2 separate regions of the Homo sapiens genome follow, and region 1 is linked to region 2. A link is a loop called in an ENCODE intact Hi-C map of the cell type or tissue named here. Cell type or tissue: OCI-LY7. All regions are shown on one strand. Each heading gives the region's core, and the rest is flanking DNA. Links, peaks and the distances in the headings are about the cores only.

Region 1 (16,562 bases), core at 8,126-16,125, 67 kb after region 2:
TCAGTGCCTAGCCACTGGTCACTAGCATGTTTTCATTTTTCTCCAGCTCCCTCCACCCTTCATGAACGGGGGCTGGAAAATGTGGTCTGCTCTGATAAGGATTTGCGTCAGGCTACTGGCTACTCAGCAGCCGAGAAGAGCAAGCCTCCAGGCCTCTGCACGCGTGCCTTCTGCCCGGTGAGCCTCTCACTATCGTCCTTCTAAAAGACACTTCAAAAAGAGGCAAAATCATGCCTTCCATACATATATTAAAAAAAGAATATGTGTCAAATATTTTATTCTACTCCTAAACCAATTTAAGGAAACCAGGCAGATGTTACAACTGGTTCAAATGAAATCCTAAGAACAGACACATTTAATAATCAGGAATATGGAAAAGAACATGCAAATGGGAGCTGGGCACAGCGGCTCATGCCTGTAATTCCAGCACTTTGGGAGGCCGAGGTGGGTGGATCACCTGAGGTCAGGAGTTCGAGACCAGCCTGGCCAACATGGTAAAACCCCGTCTCCACCAAAAAAAAAAAAAAAAAAAAAAAAATTAGCTGGGCATGGTGGCACATGCCTGTAATCCCAGCTACTCAGTAGGCTGAGGCAGGAGAATCGCTTGAGCCTGGGAGGTGGAGGTTGCAGTGAGCCAAGATTGCACTATTGCATTCCAGCCTAGGCAACAAAAGCAAAACTCCATCTCAAAAAACAACAACAACAACAACAAAAACACGCAAATGGGGGCAAAGCTAGGGAGGGGAGAGTCAACTGGTCTCCTACTGGAGTTTGGAATCTGCAGGTCTGTAGAGAAGCAAAATTTTGCATTGCTATCACTAACCTACAAGTTAAAGAGTTGTAAGTAGTCTTCATAGAATGGAGTCAGATAATCCAAGGGAGGTCCTGGAGAGTCTAGATAATGCACAGTTTTTCAAAGATGTACAACTGTTTTCAAAGATGTACAAATATGTACAACTCTGACCACTGATGTCCTTCACCTGGCCAACTTAACCCACACCTCCTCCAGGAAGCCATCCCTGATGCCCAAGACTGGGTTAAGTGCCAGCCCCTGGGCTCCCTCAGTGCCTTGAATTTCTGATCACACTGTTCCGTCTCCCTCATCAGATCTATGAGATTTTTTTTTTTTTTAAGACAGAGTCTCACTGTGTCACCCAGGCTGGAGTGCAGTGGCACAGTCATAGCTCACTACAGCCTCAAACTCCTGGGCTCAAGGGATCTTTAGCCTCCCCAGTAGCTGGGACTACAAGTGTATGCCACCATGCCCAGCTAATTTTTAAGTTGTCAAGACAAGGTCTTGCTTTGTTACCCAGGCTGGTCTCGAACTCCTGGGCTCAAGCAATTTGCCTGCCTCGGCCTCCCAAAGTGCTGGGATTACAGGTGTGAGCCACTGTGCCTGGCCTGATCTATGAGATCCTTAAAACAGAAGCTGTGTCTTACCCACCTCTCACTGTGCCTTTGAGAATCAAGGGACACGTGGTTGAATGAATGAATGAATGAATGAGAGAAAAAATGAACAATACAGGGTCCTAAGCCAAAGTGGTCCACAGGGCCCCCATAAACCCGTAAAAGACTGACGAGACAGCTGTTGAAGGTCTGCATGTGTACCTGTGAACACAGACAGGCTTCAATCTCAATCTTAATAAGGGCTCCTCAGAAATGAAGCTCAGGAAGCAAACAAACATGGGAAATGATGGCTAAACACAAACAGGTGGGTTTTGCTTTTATTTCCTTTTAACCATAGGACTCCTGAGTCCTTGTAATATATAGTAAAGAGTCTTGCTCTGTTGCCCAGGCTGGAGTGCAGTGGCACAATCACAGCTCACTGCAGCCTCGAACTCCTGGGCTCGAGCCATCCTCCTGCTTCAGGCTCCTGAGTAGCTGCGACTACAGGTGTGCACCACCACACCCAGCTAATTTTTAAAAAATTCTTTTAAGAGACAAGATCTCACTATGTTGCCCAAGCTGGTCTCAAACTCCTGGGCACAAGCAATCCTCCCACCTCAGCCTCCCGAGTAGCTGGGACCACAGACACACGCCACCATGCCTGGCTAATTTTTGTATTTTTTGTTGAGACAGGGTCTCTCTATGTTGCACAGGCTAGTCTCGAACTCCTGGGTTCAAGCGATCCTCCTGCCTCATCCTCCCAAAGTGCCGGGATTACAGGCGTGAGCCACTGTGCCCAGGCTAACAGCCTTTAATATATTAAAGTACCCCAGGAGGGAGAATGCAATGTTTCCATGTTTTCCTTATCTGACTATAAAACAATTTTTTTAATGGACCAGAGACGATGGATTCATGGAGTTACTGTGAGGAAGACACTCAGCATCGTGCCTGGTATCGTGTGTGCTTCATAAACGCCAGCCATAGCATGATTCTTTATAAAGGCACCAGCTGCATTTATGGAGTAAATGCCTTTCTTGTGTCATCTCGCTTGACTGGCAAAGCCATAAGGCCAGGTGAGGAAGATGAGGCAGGGGATGAAGAGGATATAACACGTAGGAGGTGAAGTCACTAACCCAAATCCTTGCAGCCGGCAAGTGGTCAGAATTCTTGGACCAGGTGTGAGGCCTTAAGAGAACAAGCTAGCCCAGGGCTTGGCATGAAGTAGGTGCTTAATAAAGATTGGTTTTAGCCAGGCGCAGTGGCTCATGCCTGTAATCTCAGCACTTTGGGAGGCTGAAGCAGGAGGATCACTTGAGCCCAGGAGTTCCAGACCAGCCTGGGCAACACGGCTAATCCCTGTCTCTACTAAAAATACAAAAAGATTAGTCGGGTGTGGTGGCGCGTGCCTGTAATCCCAGCTACTCGGGAGGCTGAGGCAGGAGAATAGCTTGAACCTGGGAGGTAGACTTTGCAATGAGCCAAGATCGCACCACTGCACTCCAGCCGGGGCAACAGAGCAAGACTGTCTCAAAAAAAAAAAAAAAAAAAAAAAAAAAAAGACTGGTTTCTACCATGCCTCCCTCCTCCCTCCTTCCCATTCAGCCCAGAGGTTCTGGCAGGGCAGACAGAGCTCCAGGCCAAGGACCCCCAGGTGGATGTACAGAGCAGACCCAGGCTGAGCCCAATCTTTCCACCCTGCAGTTCAGCTCCTCCCTCCCCTTTCTCTTCCCAGTCTTCCTGAACCTGCACCTGGCCTCTCTGCACACCCCCGCGTTATTTGGGGATGTAAGAACTCAGGGTTCCCTCCCTTATTACTTCTCCTTGTCCATCCTGGTGATAGTGCTTGACTCTCAACACACAAAAGGGGCTTTAAAATGATCCTTTGAAAAAATAATTTTTTTGCTGGGCACAGTGGCTCACGCCTGTAATCCCAGCTCTTTGGGAGGCCAAGACAGGCGGATCACCTGAGGTTGGGAGTTCAAGACCAGCCTGATCAACATGGAGAAACCCCGTCTCTACTAAAAATACAAAATTAGCTGAGCGTGGTGGTGCAGCTCTTCGGGAGGCTGAGGCAGGAGAATCGCTTGAACCCAGGAGGCGGAGGTTGCAGTGAGCCGAGATCATGCCATTGTACTCCAGCCTGGGCAACAAGAGTGAAACTCTGTCTCAAAAAAAAAAAAAAAAAAGAAAGAAAAAAAAGAAAAAATAATTCTTTAAAACTCTTTTTTAGAGACAGGGTCTCACTCCATCACCCAGGCTGGATGTCATCATAGTTCACTGTAACCTTGAACTTCTGGGCTCAAGCAATTCTCCAGCCTCAGACTCCTGAGTAGCTGGGACCACAGGCGCATACCACCACGCCTGGCTAAAACTGGTTCCTTTTTTTTTTTTTTGAGACAGTGCCTTGTCCTGTCCCCCGGGCTGCAGTGCAATGGCACAAACACTGCCCACTGCAGCCTTGACCTCCTGGGCTCAAGCGATCTTCCCCTACAGCCTCCTGAGTAGCTGGCACCACAGGCACGTGCCACCATGCCTGGCCAAATTTTTTTTTTTTTTTTGTAGGGATGGAGTCTCACTATGTTGCCCAAGCTGGTCTCAATCTCCTGGGCTCAAGCCATCCTCCTGCCTTGGCCTCCCAAAGTGCTGGGATTAAAGGCATGAGCCACCGTGCCCAGCCTAAAAATGGTCTTGATTCAATGAGTGAGTAAATGAAGCCTGTGCCCAGGGCCTGCCAGGCCCCCTGGGGCTGCCCACAGGGTAAACACAGACCCACACGGAGCCCCACTCCAGGCCTGGTCGAAAAAAATGCTGCTCCAGCTGAAGGCTTTCTCAGAGAAATGACTCAGCCTGAGCACTCAGATGCAACTTCCACGTTTTATGGACTGAAGGTGCTTTCATAACAGCTGGTGATGATGAGCCAGAGGCGGGCTATAAACAGAGCGGTGATCTGGTCCTGAACACTCAGGTCTCAGCCCCCACCCACAAGCAGGGCCTCTGAGGCTGTGGCTTCTCCACACTGGTGCTGCTTTGTGCTGGCAAATAGCACAGGCCCCCAAAATGACCTGGAGGCTCCTTAACTGAGGAGGCAGATGAGTGACAGGGCCAGACCTGCAGCCTCAAGGGCCTGGCTGTGCCCTCCCTAGCTCCCTTGGGCCTGGGAGCCTTCCATGAACCTGTGGCCTGGGACCAAGAGCATGGGGGGCCTAGTGATGTGCCTGGTGGGGAGCGGGGAGTGCTGCCAGCAATGACAGTCCCGCTGGGGGGACGTGGTACAGACTCACTGAGACACAGAACCCTGTGAGCAAGGGGGGTTCACTTAATCCTCCCTGAGGACTCAGACAGGTGGGCTGCAGGCAGTGGGGTAGCCTTGCCTCTCACTCATGCCCACCCACCCATTTGCTCATTCATTCAGACAAGCGTGGATTGAGTATTTTCTTTTTTTTTCTTTTAAAGACAGGGTTTTGCTCTGTCGCTCAGGCTGAAGTGCAGTGGCATGATCTCAGCTCACTACAGCCTCATCCTCCCAGGCTCAACCGATCCTCCTGCCTCGGCCTCTCAAAGTATTGGGATTACAGGCGTGGCCCACGCCTGGTGAATTGAGCACTTTCTTTCTTTTTCTTTTTTTTTTTTTTTTTTTTGAGATGGAGTCTCACTCTGTCATCCAGGCTGGAGTGCAGTGGCATGACCTCGGCTCACTGCAACTTCTGCCTCCCGGGTTCAAGTGATTCTCCTGCCTCAGTCTCCCAAGTAGCTGGGATTACAGGCACCCACCACCACGCCCGGCTAGTTTTGTATTTTTAGTAGAGATGGGGTTTTACCATGTTGGCCAGGCTGTTCTTGAACTCCTGACCTCAGGTGATCCATCCGCCTCGGCCTCCCAAAGTGTTAGGATTACAGGCGTGGGCCACTGCGCCTGGCAAATTGAGCACTTTCTTTTTTTTTTTTTGAGACCGGGTCTTGCTCTGTCACCAGGCTGGAGTGCAGTGGCCCAATCTCAGCTCACTGCAACCTCCACCTCCCAGGTTCAAGCGATTATCCTGCCTCAGCCTCCAAGTAGCTGGGATTACAGGCACGCGCCATCACGCCCGGCTAATTTTTTGTATTTTAGTAGAGACAGGGTTTCACCGTGTTAGCCAAGATGGTCTCGATCTCCTAACCTCATGATCCACCCACCTTGGCCTCCCAAAGTGCTGGGATTACAGATGTGAGCCACCGTGCCCTGCCAAATCGAGCACTTTCTAAGTGCCCACCTGTCAGCGTCACCCCAGGCTTTCCCATCTCAGCCCGTGGCTCCACTCTCCTCTAGCTACTTTGGCCAAAAACCACAGAGTCATCTTGGATCCCAATTTTTGCTTCACCCCCACATCCAATCTTTCGGCGAGTCCCGTCTGCTTTACCTCGGCACATCATCAGTGCGCTCAGTGCACTTCCCAGCCACCTCCCACGCTGGGCTGCTAACCTTCTGCCAGGTCACCATAGCTACCACCAGCTCCTCCTGACCCTTTGGCCTTGGTCTCTAAAACCCATTCTCCTCTCATCAGAGTGACCTCATCCCAGCATCATTCTGACCATTTCTCATCTTAAAGTCCTCAAAAGGGTCCTATCAGATATTAACAATTTTTAAAGAAATTAAGACAGAATGGCTTTGGCATCTGGCTATTAAAAAAAAAGGGTAGGGGGGGCCGAGTGCGGTGGCTCATGCTTGTAAACCCAGAACTTTGGGAGGCCAAGGTGGGAGGGTCCCTTGAGCCCAGGAGTTCGAGACCAGCCTGGGCAACACAGAGAGACCCTGTCTTTACAAAAACAAAATTAGCTGGGTGTGGCGGCACATGCCTGTAGTCCTAGCTACTTGGGAGACTGAGGTGGCAGGATCACTTGAGCCTGGGAGGTTGAGGCCGCGGTGAGCTGAGATCATGCCACTGCACTCCGGCCTGGGTGACAGAGTGAGAGCCCATTTAAAAATGAAAAATAAAGGGAAAAAAAAGGACAGAACAGGAGTCCCGGAGACAGAACCTTGCATAAATGAGAATTTGCCGTATGACAGAGAAGCATCACCAACCAGTGGGGAAAAGATAGACTCTTTTATAAATGGCGTTGGGACAAGTGGTGATCCATATGGGAAAGTAAAATTAGATCCCCACCTAACACCACACACACAACTCCAGGTGGATTCAGGACTTACATGTGAATAACAAAATTTTAACACATTTAGAAGAAAATATAGAAGAATATTTTTATGACCTCAGGGTAAGGAACAATTTCTTTTTTAAATAAACTTTTTGTTTGATTACAACATGCATAGTGTACAAGTCATAAGGGTGCCGCTTGATGAAATTTCACAGTGACCCCAGCTGTGTAGCCAGCATCCAGATCAACAAGCGGGATGTAAGGCCAGGCACGGTGGCTCACTCCTGTAATCCCAACACTTTGGGAGGCCGAGGAGGGCGGATCAGAAGGTCAGGAGTTTGAGACCAGCCTGGCCAATATGGTGAAACCCCGTCTCAACTAAAAATACAAAAATTAGCCCGGCATGGTGGCACACACCTGTAGTCCCAGCTACTTGGGAGGCTGTGGCAGAAGAATCGCTTGAACCCTGGAGGCGGAGTTTGCAGTAACCCGAGATCGTGCCACTGCACTCCAGCCTGGCGAAAGGGCGAGAATCCGTCTAAAAAAAATAAAAATAAAAAACACAACAACAAATGGGACATAGCCAGTGCCTTCCAAAGCCCCCACGTGCCTCTTTTTTTCTTTCTTTTTTTTTTTTGTTTGAGACGGAGTCTTGCTCTGTTGCCCAGGCTGGAGTGCAGTGGCATGATCTCGGCTCACTGAAACCTCCGCCTCCTGGATTCAAGCAACTCTCCTGCCTCAGCCTCCTGAGTAGCTGGGACTACAGGCACACACCACCATTCCTGGCTAATTCTTTTTTTATTTTTAGTAGAGACGGGGTTTCACCAGTTGGCCAGGATGGTCTCGATCTCCTGACCTCATGATCCACCCGCCTCAGCCTCCCAAAATGCTGGGATTGCAGGTGTGAGCCACCACACTCAGCCTTCTTTTTTTTTTTTTTTTTTTTTTTTTGAGACGGAGTTTTGCTCTTGTTGCCCAGGTTGGAGTGCAATGGCACGGTCTCGGCTCACCGCAGCCTCCCCTTCCTGGGTTCAAGTGATTCTCCTGCCTCAGCCTCCCCAGTAGCTGGGATTACAGGCATCCGCCACCACACTCGGCTAATTTTTTTTTTTTTTCTTTAGTAGAGACAGGGTTTCTCCATGTTGGTCAGGCTGGTCTCAAACTCCCGATGCCAGGTGATCCTCCCGCCTCAGCCTCCCATAGTGTTGGGATTACAGGCGTGAGCCACCGTGCCCAGCCTTTTTTTTCTTTTCTTTTCTTTTTTTTGAGATGGAGTCTCACTCTGTTGCCCAGGCTGGAGTGCAATGCAATGGCGTGATCTCAGCTCACTACAACCTCTACCTCCCGGATTCAAGCGATTCTCCTGTCTCAGTCTCCCAAGTAGCTGGGATTACAGGTGTGTTCTACCACGCCCAGATAATTTTTGTATTTTTAGTAGAGACAGGGTTTCACCATGTTGGCCAGGCTGGTCTTGAACTCCTGACATCAAGTGATCCACCTGCCTCAGCCTCCCAGAGTGCTGAGATTACAGGTGTGAGCCACGGCACCCAGCTCCTCATGCCTTTTGACAGGAAAGAGTATCTTAGGCACAAAAGGTATCAGCTACAATGGAAAAAAATTGATGAGTCTGATGATATTGACATTTAAATCTTAAGTTCAACAAAAAAAAATGCCACAAGATTAAAGGATACGTACAGCTGAGCACCATGACTCGTATCTGTAATCCCAGCATTTTGGGAGACTGAGGCAGGCAGATTACTTGAGCTGAGGAGTTTGAGACCAGCCTGGGCAACATGGCAAAACTCTGTCTCTACAAAAAATACAAAAATTAGCCAGGTGTGGTGGCGTATGCCTGTAGTCCCAGTTACTTGGAAGGCTGAGGTGGGAGAATCACTGGAACCTGGGAGGCAGAGGTTGCAGTGAGCTGAGACTGGGCCACTGCACTCCAGCCTGAGTGACAGAGCAAGACCCTGTCTCAAAAATAAATAAATAAATAAATAAATAAATAAATAAATAACAGATATGCACAATATGGAGGAAATATCTGCAATATAATCAGCAAATTGGTATCCAGAATATGTAAAGGTCTTCTGCAAATCAAGAAGAGAGACAACCAACCCAACAGAAAATTTGGCACAGGTTATGAACCTTATAGGAAAAAAAAGCCTAGATGGCCAATAATCATATGAAAAAGAGGCTCTGGGCTGGGCATGGTGGTTCATGTCAATAATCCCAGCAATTTGGGAGGCCAAGGTGGGAGGATCACTTGAGTCCAGGAGCTGGAGAACAGACTGGGCAGCAAAGTGAGACCTCGTCTCTACAGAAAACAAAATAATTAGCCGGGCATGATGGTGCATGCCTGTAGTCCCAGCTACTCTGGAGGCTAAAGCAGGGGGATGGATTGAATCCAGCAGATGGAGGCTACAGTGACCTATGATCATGCCACTGCATTCCAGCTTGGGCAGCAGAGTGAGACCCTGCCTCAAAAACAGAAAAAGTCTCTGTCTCAATAGTATCAGAGACATGTAAATTTTTTTTTGAGATAGTCTCACCCTGTTGCCCAGGCTGGAGTGTACTGGTGCAGTCTCAGCTCACTGCAACCTCCACCTCCTGGGTTCAAGCAATTCTCCTGCCTCAGCCTCCCAAGTAGCTGGGATTACAGGTGTGCACCACCACGCCTGGCTAATTTTTGTATTTTTAGTAGAGACGAGGTTTTGCCATGTTGGCCAGGCTGGTCTCGAACTCCTGACCTCAAGTGATCCACCCACATTAGCCTCCCAAAGTGCTGGGATTACAGGCGTGAGCCACTGCGCCTGGCTGAGAAAGGTAAATTAAAACAACAAGGAGATATTATGTCTCACCCATCAGATAATTTAAAATGGAAGAAAACATAAAAGCTGATATTATTAAATGTAGACCCAAATGAGACTCCTTAAAAACACCAGCTCTGGGCTGGGCGCGGCGGCTCATGCCTGTAATCCCAACACTTTGGGAGGCCGATATGGGTGGATCACGAGGTCAGGAGATGGAGACCATCCTGGCTAACACCGTGAAACCACATCTCTCCTAAAACTACAAAAAATTAGCCCAGCATGGTGGCACGCACCTGTAGTCCCAGCTACTCGGGAGGCTGAGGCAGGAGAATCACTTAAACCGCAGAGGCAGAGGTTGCAGTGAGCCAAAATCACATCATTGCACTCCAGGCTGGGCAAAAGAGCAAGACTTCGTCTCAAACAAACAGACAAACAAATAAAAACCCACCAGCTCTGGAGAAGATTGGTAAAGCCACTTGGAAGTGACACAAAATGGCAGCTTGAAGGTCAGGTCAAGATCAGGGTGAAGGTGAGAACATCTGTGAGCATTCCTCTTCCAGGCAGAGACTCTACAGAAGCTCTATGAGCATCCCAGGAGGAAGAAATTGGAAACGTCATCAAGGAGATACACAAGGTATGATACACTCATACAATGGAAAATGGCCGGACAAATGAAAGAAACAACATCAAAGTGAATTATCATAAGATACACCAAGCAGGGCCAGGGTGGGGCCAGGTCCACCTCTCCTGTTGCCCAATCTTGAAGGTGGCAGAGGACCTTTGAGGCACCTTGCTGGCCCACTGAGGAGCTGTGGCCGAGGCACACGCCCATCAGGGCTGACTCCTTGCTGGGAACTGGGTCAGGTGGATGGACGTGGTGACGAGCAACAGTGAGGTTTCCCCCACATCCTTTCACCTGCCCTGCTGCGTCTGCTGCTGAGTCAGGATCCATCTGGGGAGCCACCGTGGGACACTCTCCCCTATGGGAGAGTGGTAAGGTTCTGGAGTAACACATGGGACTGGAAATGTTTCTGTGGCCATTTTTATTTTTATTTATTTTTTTAAGACAGAGTCTTGCTCTGTTGCTCAGGCTGGAGTGCAGTACTGTGATCTCAGCTCACTGCAACCTCTGCCTGTGGGAGTTCAAGCAATTCTTCTGTCTCAGCCTCCCAAGTAGCTGGGATTACAAGCACCCACCACCACGCCTGGCTAATTTGTGTATTTTTAGTAGAGATGGGGTTTCACCATGTTGGCTAGTCTGGTGTCAAACTCCCGACCTCAGGTGATCTGCCCATCTGAGACTCCCAAAGTGCTGGGATTACAGAGCTGAGTGACAGAGTGAGACTCTGTCAAAAAAAAAAAAAAAAAAAAAGAAAGGAAGGAAGAGAAATAGAAAGAAAGAAAGAAAAAGAAAGAAAGAAAGAAAAGAAAGAAAGAAAAGCTGGAATGAGTCAGGGCAGAATCATAGAATGTCTGGGTGTGAATCCTGGCTTCCCTCCTTTCCAGTGAAGCAACCTTGGGCGAGTGGCTTGACCACTCTGTGCCTGTTTCCTCACCTGTAGCAGTTAGGAATGCATTTGGCTGCAGGTAACTGCAGAGCTCCAACCTCCCGCAAAACAGCAGCTTTGTTCATTTCATCTTGAAAAGCTCAGCCATGTGCGGTTGCTGGTTTTGGTTCAGGAGGTCAGAGAGAGGATTCATCATCTTTGTCTTTTTTCTTAGAAAAACCTGTTTACCTGAAGACTTCCCCTCAATGTCACTGCCAAAGGGAAGCCTTGCAACCAGGCTGCCGGTTGCACGGATCCAACATTTGCTCTGTGGGTCTCAGCCTGGGTCAAACTCACACCTCTAAGGGATGTTTGGAAATGTGTGGAGTCATTTTGGGTTGTCACAATGATTTAGCTGCAATGCATAGAACAGTCTTATATGAAGAATTGTCCTGCCCTAGAAGAAAAAAAAATGTCCCACCCAAATGCCAAAATGTCTGTGCCCCACTGAAAAGCTCCAGCCTCCGTAAGTGGAGGCAGTGAGTAGGGAAGGGCTGAGACAGATGCAGGTCAGGCACCAGCCCTCACTCCTGCCACATCCAGCTTGTAGGGCTGTGCCAGGGAGCATGGGGATGTGCCCAGGCCAGCGCCTGGCATGAGCACATGTTGGGGTCCCCAAGGCGTGCCTAAGGGGCGCTTTGGCCAGAGCACTGTGGCAAGGTCTGAGACTGGCAAAGAATGACCCCGGGGACTGAGCAGTGGATGCAGGTGGAAACAGAGTGCCTCTGATTTTCCTCTGACCTTCTTGCCTCTCTTCAAAGCCTGCCTGGCCCTCGGAGGCTGCCCAGTGCATCATAGTACATCCCACGGTGGCTCCCCAGATGGATTCTGACTCAGCAGCAGACGCAGCAGGGCAGGCAAAAGGATGTGGGGGAAACCTCACTGTGGCTCATCACCACGTCCATCTGCCTCACCAAGTTCCCAGCAAGGAGTCGGCCCTGATGGGTGTATTCCTCAGCCACAGCTCCTCAGTGGGCCAGCAAGGTGACTCGAAGGGCCTCTGCCACCTCTAAGATTGGGGAACAGGAAAGATGGACCTGGCCCCACCCCAGCCTGCGGGTCACCACCCATGGCGGGACAAGTGAGAAAAGTTGGCCTTGCTCACCGCTGGAGCCCAAACCACAGGTTTCATTTCCCCTTGATAAAGACAATGTTTGCTATTGTTGCATCTGATGGTAAAAGCAAGTCATATTCACTATCAAAAAGTTTGAAAGGCGGCCGGGCACGGTGGCTCACACTTGTATTCCCAGCATTTTGGGAGGCCGAGGCAGGCGGATCACAAGGTCAAGAGATCGAGACCATCCTGTCCAACATGGTGAAACCCCATCTCTACTAAAAATACAAAAATTAGATGGGCATGGTGGCGTGCACCTGTAGTTCCAACTACTTGGGAGGCTGAGGCAAGAGAATCGCTTGAACCCGGGAGGCAGAGGTTGCTGTGAGCCCCAAGATTGCACCACTACACTCTAGCCTGGCAACAGAGCGAGACTCCGTCTCAAAAAACAAAAAAAAAAAGGAAAATAAGAATCCAGCCTCAAGCCTGTCACCCAGGAACAATCACTCTAGTTGGCTGGTGTATTTCCCTCCAGTCTTTTTTTCAGTGTATGTATATAAACTTTATTTATATATATTATTTTATAGCCAGCTGCTTTTTTTCTTTTAATTCTAAATGATGGGCTGTTTTTTGTTTTAAAACACTGTAGACCAGCCAAGTGTGGTGGCTCAAACCGGTAATCCCAGCACTTTTGGAGGCTGAGGTGGGCAGATCACTTGAGCCCAGGAATTCAAGACCAGCCTGGGCAACATGGCAAAACCATGTCTCTACCAAAAATAAAAAAATTAGCCAGGCATGGTTCCATGCACCTGTAGTCCCTGCAACTTGGGAGGCTGAGATGGGAGGATCACCTGAGCCCAGAGAGGTCGAGGCTACAGTGAGCCATGATCATGCCATCACACTCCAGCCTGGGTGACAAGAGTGAGACCCTGTCTCAAAAACAAACAAACAAACAAACAAAAAAAAACACAGGCTGGGCACAGTGGCTCATGCCTGTAATCCCAGCACTTCGGCAGGCCAAGGTAGGTGGATCACCTGAGGTCAGGAGCTCAAGACCAGCCTGGCCAACATGGCGAAACCCTGTCTCTACTAAAAATACAAAAATTAGCCGGGTGTGGTGGCACACGCCTGTAATCCCAGCTACTTGGGAGGCTGAGGCATGAGAATCGCTTGAACCCGGGAGGTGGAGCTTGCAGCGAGCTGAGATTGTGCCACTGCACTCCAGCCTGGGCGACAGAGCAAGACTGCATCTCAAAAGAACAAACAAAAACAAAAACCACTGTAGACCAAGCAAACTCAACTCTTCCTCCTCCCATGCAGTGCTCCCTCTGCCTGTTTCCCCACATCACCTGTGTGATGGGGAGTGGGGGGGCACACAGCGAGGCTGAGGACTCATGGAATGACCCTTGGGAAGCCAGAATGGGCACGGGTACACATTTCCAAGCAGGAGACTCACTGATCTACCCACCCCGGGTCCCCAACCACACTGGGAATCCCCTCCATGAACGGGAGGAGCCTCTATCACACACACACACACACACACACACACACACACACACACACACGGAGACCACAGAGAGAACATGGGCACCGTGGGCAACTGTTTGAAAATTTCTGAGCTGCTTCTCAGATAAAGAGAGCACTCTCATCTTCCTTGTCCTTCTCCAGAATCAGCAGAAATCAAGTTTCTCACCTTCCAAGCTCAGCCAAGAAATTTCAATTCCAGTGACGACAGAGCTGGTGTGGGGTGGATGGTTCCCATGGGAAGGTGTGGGTCACAGGCTGGGCTCTTAGTACTGGGAAAGTCCCTAGGCCAAGTCAGAATCCCAGGTGTCCTCCCTGAGCACCTGCTGTGTGCAGGATGCCATGCCAAACATTTTATGAATTAGTTCATCCCATTCTTGTGACACCTCAGCAGGGGAGGTATCAGTACCCCCATTTAATGGATGAAGAAATGGAGGCCCTGCAAAATTAAGCCACAGGCCAACTTCCTCATGGATGGATCAAGCATCTGAAGCCAAGAGAGTGGACATGGCCTGTCCAGACTGGGGACCAGCGCAAGGCAAGGTTTATCCTGCTGGGCCAGGCCCGGCTGCCTCTCTCAGAGGGCACTGGGGAGTTTGCCCTGGACACAGGCTAGGGGCAAAGGCTCACATGGACATGTCGAGTCAGCTGCCAGATCCTGGGCTCTAGGCCTCCCCAACATCTTCCCAATGCACCCAGCTGACTCCTGGAGTCCAGAAAGTCCAAACTGTAGAAGGTCACCCCAAGCGCCCTGGGACTTCGCACTCTGCGCTGGCTGACATGTGGGGCTGGAATGGCTTCTTCCACTGGGCGTGTATGTGGGCGTGGGAATGGACACATGTGCTCTGTCTCCCGGCCCAACTGTCCAGTCACAGGCGACAGCATCTGGGTCTGTGGCAAGTTCAGAGCTCCAGACCTGCCTTCCCCACTGATGCCCTGTGTGACCTGGACCCGGTCTCACTCCCTCCCTGAGTCCCAGTTGTTCTTCTCTTCTGTGGAATCCTAACCCTGTGATTCCTGAAGGGGAGGGACAGTAAAGACACATTTCTTTCTTTTCTTTTTCTTTTTAAGAGAGAAGATCTGGCGGCCGGGCGTGGTGGCTCATGCCTATAATCCCAGCACTTGGGGAGGCTGAAGCAGGTGGGTCACCTGAGGTCAGGAGTTTGAGACCAGCCTGACCAACATGGTGAAACTGTGTCTCTACTAAAAATACAAAAATCAGCCAGGTGTGGTGGCAGGCACCTGTAGTCCCAGCTACTTGAGAGATTGAGACAGGAGAATCACTAGAACCCGGGAGACGGAGGTTGCAGTGAGCCGAGATCGTGCCACTGTACTCCAGCCTGGGTGACAAAGAGAGACTCTCTCAAAAGAAAAAAAAAAGGAGAATCTGGCTATGTTGCACAGGCTGGAGTACAGTGGCTATTCACAGCACCATCCCACTACTGATCAATATAAGAGTTTTGACCTACTCTGTTTCCTACCTGAGCCAGTTTACCCTTCCTTAGAAAACCTGGTGGTCCCCATTCCTGGGAGGTCACCATATTGATGCTGAAGTTAGTGTGGACCAGCATAGTGCATTATAGCCCAGAACCCCTGGGCTCAAGCCATCCTCCCGCCTCAGCCTCCTGAGTAGCTGGGACTACAGGGGCATCAGGTGCATGCCACCACACCATTTCACCTCTTGTGCTAATTTTTTTTTTTTTTTTTGAGACGGAGTCTCACTCTGTTGCCCAGGTGGGAGGGGAGTGCAGTGGTGCGATCTCAGCGCACTACAACCTCTGACTCCCGTCATGTTCAAGGGATTCTCCTGCCTCAGCCTCCTGAGTAGCTGGGATCATGGGCATGTGCCACCACGCCCAGCTCCTTTTTGTATTTTCAGTAGAGATGGGGTTTCATCACGTTGGCCAGGCTGGTCTTGAACTCCTGACCTCAAGTGATCTGCCCGCCTCAGCCTCCCAAAGTGCTGGGATTACAGGCATGAGCCATGGCACCTGGCCTCGTGCTAATTCTGATAGATTGGCAGTGACTTTTTGGATCACTGTGGGGAGAAGGGCTCCGCAGCGGTATGGTGATAGATTGGCAATGTCAGTGTCTGCCATGGGCTAGGAGGCAGCAGTAGTGGCTTCTGTGCTGTGTGTTTGCTATAAATGTGAACCCCCAAACATCCTGTCCACATGGACCCTGAAGGATTTCCCCAAATGCTACCCATAGGTGATATGTCCTAGTAACCCATTTCTATGAAGACTGAGCCCTTGGAAATGCTGAGGCTGTTGAGGGGTTTTACATTGGTTCCTGCTTCTCACAGCCACTTCCTGTCCCAGATACCTGGCCCCAGTGTCTGCTCTGGGGTTTATCTGTGAGGTCACAACTGTTGTCTTAAGGCCTTTGATCCTGAGGATTCCTGTCACATAGAACAGCGTTCTCAGGCTGCCTCCTTTCCTGGCAGTGCCCCTGCTTCTAAATGCCCCCATTACCAAAACACACCCACTCTTGACCCAGTCAGGGGTGACATGCAAACTCAGACCTGGTTTATGTGGCTGCAATGTTGAATCACCTGACTTTCCAAACAGTGCATCTTAAAAGCAGACACTGGGCTGGGTGCGGTGGCTCACGCCTGTAATCCCAGCATTTTGGGAGGCTGAGGTGGGCGAATCGCTTGAGCCCAGGAATTCGAGACCCGCCTGAGCAACTTATCAAGACCCCATCTCTATTTTAAAAATAAATAAATAATTAATTAATTTAAAAATAAAAAAAAAAAGCAGACACTGAAGTCTCTGTAATGGCGAAGTTCCAGACATGTGCCAGGTGGATGGGGACACATCTGAGGATATAGGGACTGCCTGACATTCCTCAGATCATCCCGAACTGGTGTGCGTCCAGACTGGCTTCACCTCACCTTTGTCACTGTTTGCTAAGCCCTGAGCAGGTCTCTGCTGTATTTCCTCCTGGAGAGTCTTGTTTGGCTGTGATAGGCGATTCCGCTCCACCCTGTTTCCCAAGACTTCTGGGATGTAGGGCTCCCCACCCAGTGCTGAGGACCAAGGGAAAAGCCTGGTGCTCGAAGAGTCAGTCAGTGGTTCCAAAACTCCCAGACAATGGCTGCGGGGGAAG
Region 2 (8,000 bases), core at 1-8,000:
ATTTTTGAGCACTTATCTCATTCATAACTCCACCCCTCATGACCTAATTATCTCCCGGAGGCTCCAACTCCTAATACCATCACACTGGGGGTTAGGATTTTAGGGGGGACACATGTAGTCTATAACAATACCTAAAGTCATATTTTCTCATAATAACTAAATTTTATGTTTGGGACTTTTTTAGGTTTAGCATGAGCTTTAACAGACATAATCTGAAATACTATGTATTACCGAAAAAGCCTAAAAAGGTGGCATTTGATTGCCTAGAATGGATCAGAAAGCACCACCCATGTGAGTACAGCCATGTGATTAGCTGTCTAGAAGTAACAAATGTCTTTTTAGTACCACAATAAGATATATAAAATTGCATATTAAACATTCCTTTTTGCATTATGACAGCACTAACTTGCTCTTTATAGAGCAGACTATTGCAACTCTCTCAATTCTGGAAATTATAAAATCTCATTTGGTTTAATAACAATAAATTCTAACAAAAATATATTAAATACTCCCTCCTACACACGTATATTATAACTTTTGGTTTCAATGTCTTTCCTCAGGCTTCTATCAGTGTTTGAATTATACAGCTTTTTGTTTTAGTGCCTTGTCCCAAGCCTGTCTGCCTTTGCATTATGTTAACTAAAATGAGATTCTGAAATTCATAGTAGTTTTCCATGTAACCCCCTTTCCACTTTTCCATGGAGAATATTTTTGGTATTTCTATTTTATTTTTTAGAAATTAGTATACATATTTGTGTGGACAAATCAGTCAGTAGAGATCTACCAAGAAAAAGTCAGTGATTTCCCCGCTCAGACTCACCTCCCCCAGGCAGCTAATGTCAATAGCTTCATGTGTATATCTAGACCTTTGGCTCAGTCACAGAGAGATGACTTTTCCTTTAATATCTTTTAATTTCCATTTCTAAAAATAACACACATAATAATAAATATAATATATGCTCATTAAAGAAAATTTATATGGCCAGGCACTGTGGTTCACGCCTGTAATCTCAGCATTTTGGGAGGCCGAGGTGGGTGAATCACTTGAGGTCAGGATTTCAAGACCAGCCTGGCCAAAACGGTGAAACCCCATCTCTACAAAAATTATCCAGACGTGGTGGCACGCACCTGTAATTCCAGCTATTCTGGAGGCTGAGGCAGAAGAACTGCTTGAACCCGGGAGGCAGAGGTTGCAGTGAGTTGAGATCGTGCCACTGCACTCCGGCCTGGGCGACAGAGCAAGACTGTCTCAAAAAACAAAAAAGAAAATTTAGAAAGCAACAAAAAGAAGAAACAAAAGACAAACATCACTCAATGAGCAAAATCACTGTTATGTTATTATTAATTTCTAGTATTTTTCTATGCATTTTTTTCTACTAGCATACTATATACGTTTCTACCGTTAATCTACTTTATATATCATGAGCATTTTCCCATGTCTTTTAAAAACTTAGAAAACACTTTTGATAGTTATAGTATATTTTATTTCACAGTTCCCTGTATTTGTTTCCCTAATGTTGCTCAGTAAAATCTTTGTAATTTTTAAAGTTTGAAGTAAAACTTTTGTTTATGTCCTTGTATCACTTTATTTCCTAATTTCCCAGAAAGAAACTGAGTCAAAGGTATTTCTAAGACTCTTGATACATACTGCCATATGCTTTTGACAAAGTTTGTGCAAGAATGGCTTTTCTTTTTTTTTTTTTTTTTTTTTTTTGAGGCTGAGTCTCACTCTATCTCCAGGCAGGAGTGCGGTGGTGCGATCTCGGCTCACTGCAACCTCTACCTCCTGGGTTAAAGTGATTCTCCTGCCTCAGCCTCCTGACTAGCTGGGATTACAGGTGCCCACCACCACACCTGGCTGATTTTTTTTGTATTTTTAGTGAAGATAGCTTTTCACCATGATGTCCAGGCTGGTCTCGAACTCCCGACCTCAAATGATCTGCCCTCCTTGGCCTCCCAAAGTGCTGGGATTACAGGCATGAGCCACCGCGCCCGGCCAAGGATGGCTTTTTTATACCCACATGTATCTAGTGTGAAGTAGAGCCCAGAGTTCATCCAGGTCCACCTCACGAGTCATTAGCAGCGACAGGATTAAAAGCCACATCTCATTTCCAGCACACATGAATTCCTTGCTTGAATTATTCACGTGTGTGGTCTTCCAGCAGTATAAGAACACTACGGGAGATCTATTTATGGTTCATATATTTCTGAAAATGTAGTGTAAATTGTGTTTTTGTTTATGTTAAAAATTCTTGTTTCTCAGTACTCTTGGTTTCTTGGCAGATGATTCAGGGATAATTTACTGCCTCTCCAGGCGAGAATGTGACACCATGGCTGACACGTTACAGAGAGATGGGCTCGCTGCTCTTGCTTACCATGCTGGCCTCAGTGATTCTGCCAGAGATGAAGTGCAGCAGAAGTGGATTAATCAGGATGGCTGTCAGGTAACATTTTTAAAGATAAACAAATAATAGAAATAATCTTTTATAGCATATAACCAAACATGCACATGTAGAATGCAAACTGTTTTTACCTTGAAGGTAGTAAACATCAAAATAAGACTGAAATTTAAAAAACAGATTTTCTTTGAGACTTCTAAAGTTGCTTTTTCTTTCATAAAAAAAATCTGCTTGAGATATAATTCACATATCATAAAATTTATCCTTTCAAAGCAAACAAGTTAGTACTTTTTAGTTTATTTGCAAAGTTGTACAATAATCATCTCTATCTAATTCCAGAATTTTTGATCACCATAAAAAGAAACCTCATACCCAGTCACTTCCCCCACCCCCTAATGCCTGGAAACCACAAATCTACTAACTACTGCTAACCTGTTTCTAGAGTTTATTACTCTGTACATTGCATGTAAATAGAATCATACAGTATGTGGTCTTTGTGACTTTTCTTTTTTTTTTTTTTTTCCGGAGACAGAGTCTCACTCTGTCGCCCAGACTACAGTGCAGTAGAGAGATCTTCGCTTACTGCAACCTCCGCCTCCCAGGTTCAAGTGATTCTCCTGCCTCAGCCTCCTGAGTAGATGGGATTACAGATGTGCGCCACCATGGCCAGCTGATTTTTGTATTTAATATTTTTAGTGGAGACTCAAACTGGTCTCGAACTCCTGGCCTCAAGTGATCCACCTGCCTCAGCCTCCCAAAGTGCTGGGATTATAGGCATGAGCCACCTCGCCTGGCCTGTTTGCTTTTATTTAGCATAATTTTTTCAAGATTTATCCATATTTTAGGATATATGAGTACTTCATACCTTTTTATGGTCAGATAATATTCTGTTATATGGATATAACACAGTTTGTTTATCTACTCATCAGCTGGTTAGACATTTGGCTTGTTTCGTTTCTTTCTTTTTTTTTTTTTTTTTTTTTTTGAGACAGGGTCTTACTCTTTCATTCAGGCTAGAGTGCAATGGCATGATCTCTGCTCACTGCAGACCGTACCTCAAACAATCCTCCCACTTCCCAAGTAGCTAGGACGACAGGCGCACCACTATGCCTGGCTAATTTTTTTATTTTTTGTATAGACGAGGTCTCCCTGTGTTGCCCAGCCTGGTCTTGAACTCCTGGGCTCAAGTGATAATCCTGCCTCAACCTACCAAATTCCTGCGATTATAGGTGTGAGCCACCATCCCCGATGTGTTTCTACTTCTTGGCTACTATGAATAATGGCTTTGTGAGCATTCACGTACAAGTTTTTCCACGGACATATGTTTTCAGTTCTCTTGGGTAGACACCTGGGAGTGGACTTGCTGGGTCAAATGGCAACTCTTTGTTTAACTTTTAGAGGAACTGTGAAACTGCTTTTCAAAGTGGCTCTGCAGTTCTGCATTCTCACCAGCAATGTATGAGGTGCCAGTGTCTCCACGTCTTCACCAATATTTTTTATTGTCCAGCTTTTTTAATGTATTCATCCTTGTGTGTGGGAAATGGTATCTCTTTGTGGGTTTTTTTTTATTTACATGGAAGACCACACACGTGAATAATTCAAGCAAGGAATTCACGTCACCCAGGCTGGAGTGCAGTGGCGCAATCTTGGCTCACTGGAACTTCCGCCTCCTGGTTCAAGCAATTCTCCTGCCTCAGCCTCCCAAGTAGCCGGGACTATAGGCACATGCCACCACACCCAGCTTATTTTTGTATTTTTAGTAGAGACAGGGTTTCACCATATTGGCCAGGCTGGTCGTGAACTCCTGACCTCATGATCCGCCCACCTCAGCCCCCCAAAGTGCTGGGATGACAGGTGTGAGCCACCACGCCTGGCCCTCTTTGTGGTTTTGATTTGCATTTCCCTAGTAACTAACAATATTGGGCATCTGTTTCCGAGATGAGAAATTTGCCGTCACCCAGGTGGGTGGGGAGGAAAGCTGAAAATACTTTAGGCATCTCTTTTTTTTTTTTTTTTTTTTTTTTTTTTTTGAGACGGGAGTCTCACTCTGTCGCCCAGGCTGGAGTGCAGTGGCGCGATCTCAGCTCACTGCAAGCTCCGCCTCTCGGGTTCACGCCATTCTCCTGCCTCAGCCTCCCGAGTAGCTGGGACTATAGGCACCCGCCACCACGCCCGGCTAATTTTTTTTTGTATGTTTAGTAGAGACGAGGGTTTCACCACGTTAGCCAGGAGGGTCTCGATCTCCTGACCTCGTGATCCGCCCGCCTCGGCCTCCCAAAATGCTGGGATTACAGGCGTGAGCCACCGCACCCAGCCTACTTTAGGCATCTCTTATTGTGGTAAATGCCAGCCTTGGATAGATCCCTCTAAATGAAAGGATGAATTTCAGCAAAACAACTAATAATTACTTGGAGCCAATGAAAAGTTTCAGCTCAGGAAAAAGTATTTACTTTGAAGATTCAGAGGAAAAATATCTCTCAAAATTGTTTTCTCTGGGAAAACAGAAAATTTTAGAGGATATCAGTTTAGTATCCCGAGAAAGATATAAGAAGACTTAATATACGTGAACTAGTAACAACTTCCATAAGATCACAGGGTGAGATGAAGGGAGAAATAAAAATCCAGTTTATGGCCAGGTGCAGTGGCTCACCCCTGTAATCCCACCACTTTGAGAGGCCGATGTGGACGGATCACCTGAGATCAAGGAGTTTGAGACCAGCCTGGCCAATATGGTGAAACCCTGTCTCTACTAAAAATACAAAAATTAGCCGGACGTGGTGATGGGCATCTGTAGTCCCAGCTACTCAGGAGGCTGAGGCAGGGGAATCACTTGAACCTGGGAGCCGAAGGTTGCAGTGAGCCGAGATCGTGCCACTGTACTCCAGCCTGGGAAACAGAACAAGACTCTATGTCAAAAAAAAAAAAAGAAAGAAAAATTCAGCTTATCCAAGTAAGAAAAACAAAACTAAGAGCAGAATTATATATTAAGACACAAATGGAATGACTCAGTCTCAGTGGAGACAATAGAATCAGTGATGTAGTGAGTAGCTTGAGAATGCAAGGGAAAAAAGAGATTAAAATGGGGTGGGGTGGAAATTATCTTTGTTGACAAAAGGAGGTAAGGATTCAGCCTAAGAATAGTAAGTGTACCCAAGCAAGAAAGCAGGATAATTGAAACAGATAAGTGTGTTATAAATAAATACATAACAAATATATAACAAAAATAATAGAAGACTGTCTTCAGAATTGGAAGAAGGAAGACTGGGACTGAAGAATTTCGTACCCAGCTCACTGTCATTTATGTTGAAACCAACAAAAGGTCATTTTCAGATATGCAAAAAGTTTAGAAATACATCACTCATTTGTCTTCACTGAAATACTGATTTTAGTCTTCCCAAATTAGTTTATATATTTAACCCAAATGCCAGTGTTTTGTTTTTTTTTTTTTTTTTTTTTTTGGTTTTTTGTTCTTTTCCCTTTGATAAACTTTTTCTAAAGTTTGCCTGGAAGAATATTCAAGTGAAAATAACTAAGAGAGTTTGGCAAAAAACCTAATAATACAGGAACACTAGTTTGCAGTACATTATAGGCAGATCAGTGGAACAGGAAAACATGTAAAAACAATACATGATAAGGAAAAAGTTTGCATGAAAGGGCCAGGCATGGTGGTTCACACCTGTAATCCCAGCACTTTGGGAGGCCAAGGTGGGAAGATCACTTGAGCCTAGGAGTTCAAGACCAGCCCAGGCAACATGGCGAAACCCCATCTCTACAAAAAATACAAAAATTAGCCTGGCATGCTGGTGCACACCTGTAGTCCCAGCTTCTCGGGAGTCTGAGGCAGGAGAATAGCTTGAACCCTGGAGGTGGAGGTTGCAGTGAGCCAAAATCACGCCACTGCATTCCAGCCTGGGCAACAGACCGAGACTGTCTCAAAAAAAAAAAAAAATGATTTTTTTCAAGTGCTTTAAATGGTTATGTATAGTATAAATAATCTACAATGGAGATATATATATATATATATATAACTTTGATAAAAAATATGGTTAAACAATAGGGGTTTATAAAAACCTAATTATTTCTGCTCTCAGACTAATTAATCCTTACAGTCAGCATGTAATATTAGCCTACACCAGCTCGACAGACTTGATCTCGTTAGATTCATGAGATAGAATAAAACTTGGCCATTATTCTTCACAAAGAATGATTGTGGCTTGAAGTTTTAAAAGCGCAGAAATAAAGAAGGAAATCACAATTAAACAAAGCCACTTTTCCCAATTTCAAGAAATAAGAGCTTTCAGAAAGAGTTGGCAGCCTTGCATCCTCATCTGGAGGCTGCAGGCGGTGCCTCACAGCCCTGTGCCCGCCCTGATACTGGGAGATGCACCTGGACTTCATGGAACCCTGTGGGTCATGCTTCCGGACCTGTCGGCTGACACATCTTGCTGTGCAGCTTCTCCACCTGCTCTCCATCACTAGAAGCTACAATAGTCTTTCTGTTTCCAAGGAGATTTGCCTTTGATCAGAGTGCCATAAATGTAGATGGATGACTAACCGAGAGCGCAGGCCACTCACCGCCATTCCTGGTGTTGATAAATGTACCCCTTTACTGTCCACATACTCCAGAGCTTGCAGTTCCTTCCGCTGGTACTCACAGTTACTGAAATCATGTCATTAGTCTCAGTCTGCCTGCCAGATATTTCAGATGCCTTTGAAATACTGTTCTTGCAGTAGCAATTCATTTTTTTAAGTGCTAAAAAAAAACTTGCAGTTTTATTTGTGAAGTGTAATTTTGCCTGGAGATATAACATTTTGGTCTGGGTTAAATAGCTCCTAAATTCTCAACTGAAATGGATATCCTTGAAAACTGATTTATCAAGCTCCTGAGAGTGAACTATCACCTTGCTTCCACTAAGTAATTTGTAAGGTCTAAGATCCGCAGTCCCTGGTGTTTTTTTTTTTTTTTTTTTTTTTTTTTTTTTTTTTTGGTATAAGTAGCTCTCAGACTTTTACCCACATGAGTTTCCATTAAAATTGTACAAGCTTTGACTTTAAATCAGCTGATGAATAGAAGGAGTTGATGTGTGATCAGCTGGTGCTATTGGGAAAACTGATGATAAGCAGTGGAGCAGGTAAGAACGTATTGTTCCTGAACCATTGGAGGAACTAGCAGCAGTGACCTCTGAGGAGCCCTGGGAACACCCTGGAGCTCCTGAGCAACACGTTGCTTGTGATCACTGACCTGGATATCATGACTGTGTGAGCAACACCCCCCACACCTCAGTAGCAAAAACAGAGAACAGTGGCAGCACATCGTGGGCTGACTGCAGTTGATTCTGGCTCTCTTACATGAGAATGCCAAGTCATACAAGAAAGTGCCTGCCATGCTGAGCTTCTCTTTACCTTCTTGGGTTTTAATGGCATTGCAAGTTATCAGTATAAAAACTCATATTAGTTATACTAAATAGTTGGACCAAGTTAAGATATTAGGTTGTTATGTAGTGTGCATTTTAAAGTAAAACAAATGATAGAGCTTTTAGAAGCATCTATTATGAAAATGTTCCTTCAAGTCTGTGCCTTATGAATCTAATAAGCTTTTGC

What was found. A loop is a pair of places that touch in the nucleus more often than their neighbours do. Peaks named below come from ENCODE experiments on the same cell type or tissue, not always from the same donor. Only the 100,000 strongest peaks of a DNase experiment are listed, where the experiment ranks them.
Region 1: it touches region 2 in a loop (4-fold over the local background); 2 of 110 quality-filtered maps call a loop at or near these places.

Annotation. Positions count from the first base shown.
Region 1 is chr15:90,841,108-90,857,669 of GRCh38, forward strand. LOC105370969 (a long non-coding RNA gene) reads left to right here. Exons shown (of 3, transcript XR_932610.3): 2 at 47-177; 3 at 11,635-12,522. It also overlaps the pseudogene RN7SL363P. Among named protein-coding and RNA genes, the nearest start is that of FURIN, 19 kb to the right of the region's middle. RefSeq lists enhancers at 1-206, 3,732-4,348, 4,106-4,225, 11,640-11,729, 11,740-11,789. In OCI-LY7, for the core only: no CTCF peak of the experiment used is centred there; DNase peaks (open chromatin) are centred at 11,014, 11,974 and 15,784; H3K4me3 peaks cover 1,387 bases; H3K27ac peaks cover 1,885 bases.
Region 2 is chr15:90,782,638-90,790,637 of GRCh38, forward strand. It overlaps BLM (BLM RecQ like helicase), which reads left to right. Exons shown (of 22, transcript NM_000057.4): 13 at 185-291; 14 at 2,284-2,444. Among named protein-coding and RNA genes, the nearest start is that of BLM, 69 kb to the left of the region's middle. In OCI-LY7, for the core only: a CTCF peak has its summit at 3,933; DNase peaks (open chromatin) are centred at 3,784 and 4,344; H3K4me3 peaks cover 1,932 bases; H3K27ac peaks cover 4,498 bases.